2 separate regions of the Homo sapiens genome follow, and region 2 is linked to region 1. Evidence: read pairs that join two places in POLR2A ChIA-PET (ENCODE). Cell type or tissue: GM12878. All regions are shown on one strand.

The links. ChIA-PET counts read pairs that join two places held together with the same protein. Peaks named below come from ENCODE experiments on the same cell type or tissue, not always from the same donor. Only the 100,000 strongest peaks of a DNase experiment are listed, where the experiment ranks them.
Region 2: POLR2A ChIA-PET joins it to region 1 with 6 read pairs; 6 of 35 experiments call an interaction of 5 or more read pairs at or near these places.

Annotation. Positions count from the first base shown.
Region 1 is chr3:171,688,989-171,691,488 of GRCh38, reverse strand. All of the region lies in intron 13 of PLD1 (phospholipase D1), which reads left to right. Among named protein-coding and RNA genes, the nearest start is that of PLD1, 120 kb to the left of the region's middle. In GM12878, no CTCF peak of the experiment used is centred here; a DNase peak (open chromatin) is centred at 998; H3K27ac peaks cover 476 bases.
Region 2 is chr3:171,763,875-171,766,374 of GRCh38, reverse strand. The region is part of intron 1 of PLD1 (phospholipase D1); the gene reads left to right. Among named protein-coding and RNA genes, the nearest start is that of PLD1, 45 kb to the left of the region's middle. In GM12878, no CTCF peak of the experiment used is centred here; no DNase peak of the experiment used is centred here.

The DNA.
Region 1 (2,500 bases):
GCAATCAAATATATAGCTATTTAACAAAAAGAAATGAGAAAGGAATTTAAACATGTCACTACAAAAAATCAACCAAACAAAACAAGACAGTAATGCAGGAAATGAGAGACAAAAAAGCTATAAGACATGTAGTAGAAAATAGTAGCAAAATTACAGAAGTATCTTACAAATAATTACTTTAAATGTAAATGTATTGACCCCTCTAATCAAAAAACAGAGATTGGTAGACTGGATTTTAAGAAACCATGATCCAACTATATGGTATCTACAAGAGACTCACTCTAGCTGCAAAGACACAAATAGGTTGAAAATGAAAGGATGGAAAGGGTATTTCACACAAATAGTAACCAAAAAAGAGCAAGAGTGGCTAAACTAGTATCAGACAAAATAGACTTTAAATCAAAACATGCTTACAAGAGACAAAGAAGGACATTATATATTAATAAAAGGTTCAATACAGCAAGATATAAAAATTATACATATTTATGTACCTAATAACAGATAATCGAAATATATGATTGAAAGGAGAAAAAGACAGTCTATGATAATAGTTGGAGACTTCAACATCTCACTCTCAGTAATGGTTAGAGCAACCAGACAGAAGATAAGTAAGAAAACAGAGGACTTGAACGTACAGTAAACCAACTGGATCCAATGGGCATACAGAACATTCTACCCAACAACAGCAGGATACACATTCTTCTCAAGTGCACTTGGGGCATTTTCCAGGACCATCTGTTAGGCTGCTAAGTAAGTCCTAATAGATTTTAAAAGGTAGATATACAAACATCTGTCTGACCACAAGATAATGTTAGAAATTAATAACAGAAGGACAACTAGAAAGTTCACAAATTTGTGGAAATTAAATAACACACTGTTAAACAAGCAATGATAAAACAAAAATTCACAAGGGAAAGAGAAAATACTTAGAGACAAATGAAAATGAAACAACATACCAAAATTATGGGACACAGAGAAAGCAGTGCAAAGGGGGAAATTTACAGCTATACTTGCAAGAAGAAGAAAGATCTCAAAATAACAACCTAACTTTACAGTTTGAGGAACTAGAAAAAGAAGAACAAACTCAACCTAAAACTACCAGAAGGAAGGAAATAAAGATTGGAGCAGTGGGAAATAAAACCAGAGGATAGAAAAATAATACAGAAAATCAATGAAACCAAGTTGGTTTTTTGAAAAGATAAAATCAACAAACCTTTAGCTTGGTGGGCTAAGAAAAAAAAAGACTCAAGTTACTAAAATCAGAAATGAAAGTAGAGACATTACTACCAATTCTACAGAAATAAAAATGATTCTAAGATATTACTGTAAGCAATTCGATAACCTAGAGGAAATGTACAAGTTCCTAGAAATAAGAAAACTACCAAGACTAAATCATGAAGAAATAGAAAACCTAAATAGACCTTTAACTGGTAAGGAGATTGATCAGTAATTAAAAATCTCCCCCAGATGAAAAGCCAGGGACCTGGTGAATTCTACCAAACATTTAATGAGGAATTACCACCAATCTTTCTCAATCTTTTTCAAAAATTGAGGAGAAGAGAAGACTCTCTAACTCATTACCCTGATACCACTGAATTGTACACTTAAAAATGGTTAAGATGGTAAATTTTATGTTATGCTTACTTTACTACAATTTTTAAAAAATGTGTTATTAAGAAAACAGTAAGGCCAGGTATGGTGGCTCATGCATGTAGTCCCAGCGCTTTGGGAAGCTGAAGTGGGAGGGTGGCTGGAAGCCAGGAGTTCAAAACCAGCATTAGCAACATAGCAAGACACCCATATCTACAAAAAACAAAAAGATTAGCCAGGCATGGTGGTACACGCCTATAGTCCCAGCTACTCAGGAGGCTGAGGCAGAAGGATCGTTTGAGCTCAGGAATTCAAGGCTGCAGTGAGCTATGATCACGTGTCTACACTCCAGCCTCAGTGAGAGTGAGTCTCTGAGAAAGAAAGAAAGGAAGGAAGGAAGGAAGGAAGGAGGGAAGGAAGGAAAAGAGGAAAGTAGTTGCCAAAGCTTTTGTAATCTTTTTACCTAAAGGTAAATGAAAATAAGATAGGTCAGACTGGGATAATTTTGAAAGCAAGAGGTTACTAACTTCTCAAGGTACCTTTTAAATAAAGAGCTGCCAAAATATCTATATGCCTATATTCATATGCTTAATATTTCAATTCAATGACTGATAAAATATCAATATAATTCATTACACATTTTTCCAGAGATAAATAGTAGTTAAATATTTTTAGCTTTTTTTTTAGTACCAGATTTAACATAATCCTTACAGGGGGAAGGGAACCAGCTTTCAAATTGAGCTGACTGTTTTCTAATGTATTGCCAGACCTCAAGCTAAATGGCGGCTGCCCCAAAATATAGTATATGGGCGTGGGAGCTTGAAGAGTAAATAGGAGTCTTTTTTTTTTCTTTTTCTTTTTGCTAAATGCTGAGAATAAAATTATTTTCTTTGGTGTATACGTTGTACAG
Region 2 (2,500 bases), 75 kb before region 1:
ATTTATATTTTCTTCTTATACTTTTCTACATATTGGTATTTTAAACATGATTACTTTATATTCATTTTAAAAAAGGGAAAAACTATTCATGGAGAAAAAAGTGAGACTATACCAACATATAATAGTAGAAATAGTAGACTAACATTACTCTTAATCTATTTAAGGTATTGGCTCTAAAACTGATTTTAATTTCCTCAAATTTGTATATATTTAAGGTTTTCTTAGATGAGAATTTATCATTTTTATAATAAAAATTAAAATTGATTAGAAGTGACAGGTTAGAGTTGAGGTAAAATGAATTTTTATAAAGGACAGAATCATTTTACTTTGGAGAACAATTATATTGCTGCCCTTATACATCATGTTAGGAAACACCTTTTTGACTTTTCTGTGTCAAGCTTAAAATTTCAGTTAGGTTTTTATAGCTAATTAAACTATAAGGTAGATAGTGTATTTAATAAAGGATACGGAGGAAGTTCATGTAAATACCTGAAACATCAGTCCAGGAAAGATTCTTTGAGAGATTTTCAATATGTCCAGATGTCTGGATAACAATTCTTTGGTCTAAACGCAGTTGATGATGTGATGAAAGGGACAAGTCAGCATACCAAGACAATCCTTAGAAGGGACGATTTGACTGGAATGCTGAAGACAGAAGAAAACCTTAGAGTAGCTGACTTCATACTTCCCCTTCCTCATTTTACAGATCAAGTCACTGAAGCCCAAAATGATTGAGTCCTCAAGTCTACAAGGTCGTAGTAGATTCGAATGGAAGCTTTTGGGGTCCTTTGATTCCCCCTCTGCTGCTCTTTATAATATTCTGCTCGTTTTCACACACTTTAGTAATGATGAATGAAATTTTATTTCCATTTCTCCTAGGTTGGTAAAAACTCAAAGCTAACACCATTCAGAACTTACCTAATGATGTTTGAAAAAGAGGCGGTAGGCTGATAACTGCTTCCTAGGAAGACCTACCAACTTCACCAGCATGCTCATTACTCTCATCATTGTTGTTGGAACATTTTGTTCTTGGGTACAAGCTTACTTTACACACATCTGGTTACTATGTTTGTTCTGGAAGACGGCAGCCTCATGGAGTGACTAGAGAACACTTGATACTGAGCTCTGGAAATCGTTTTTTAACAGCTTTATTGATATTGTATAATTTACAGATCATCAAGTTAAGCCCTTTAAAGTATACAATTCATTGGTTTTTTGAATATCTACAGAGTTGTGTGACCATAACTATAGTCCATTTTTTAAACATTTTCATCACTCCAAAAGGAGACTTTGTACCCATCCTCCCTACCTCTCTCTTTTCCTCCCCTAGCTCTAGGCAGCTTTCTTTCTTTTTCTTTTTCTTTTTCTCTTTCTTTCTTTCTTTCTTTCTTTCTTTCTTTCTTTCTTTCTTTCTTTCTTTCTTTCTTTCTTTCTTTCTTTCCTTTCTTTCCTTTCTTTCTTTCCTTCCTTCCTTCCTTCCTTTCTTTCTTTCTTTCTTTCTTTCTTTCTTTCTTTCTTTCTTTCTTTCTTTCTTTCTTTCTTTCTTTCTCTTTCTTTCTTTCTTGATTTGCCCATTTTGAACATCTCATATGAATGGAATCATGCAATATGTGAGAATCCTGAAAATTTTGATTTGATTTTCAAAGACCGTGTAGACAAACATGACCTGGTTACTCTGCAGGCCCCATCTTCCCAACAGTGTCCTGAGTGTGAGATTAAGACCAAATGAACTCTGTCAGTGCTGCCAACTGTTTTATTGGATTAAATGACTTGTTTTTGGCCTCTGGAGTGTCTAACTCTTTAACTTTTCAAAGTTAAAGAAAAGTACATACTCATTAATGTGAGTGTGTTGTAGGCCATGTTGCAAAATTACTGGGTTAGATCATTGCTTATTAGTTGTGACCTTGAGCAAATTACATGACTTCTCTAAGACTCAACTTCGTTGCCTTATAAAATGGGGATAATAATTGTACTTACCTTAGAGGGTTCTTGTAAGAATTAAATGAAATAATGTATATAAAAAGCTTATCATAATGCCCCATACATTATAAGTGTTAAATGAATATTAGTGATTCTTATGTGTCATCAAAAATAAACTGTAGACCAGGCGCAGTGGCTCATGCCTGTAACCTCAGCCCTTTGGGAGTCTAGGCAAGAGGATCACTTGAGCCCAGGAGTTTCAGATCACTCTGGGCAACATAGAGAAACTCCATCTCTACTAAAAACATAAATAAAATTAGCTGGACGTGGTGGCATGTGACTATGGTCCCAGGTATTTGGGAGGCTGAGGTGGGAGGATTGCTTGAGGCCAGGAGTTCAACGCTACAGTGAGCTTTGATCACCCATTTTAGTAATGATGTATGAAATTATATTTCCATTTCTCCTAGGTTGGTAAAAACTAAACGCTAATGCCATTCAGCATTTACCTAATGATGTCTGAGAAAGAGGTGGTAGGCTGATTACTGCTTCCTAGGAAGACCTATCAACTTCATCGGCATGG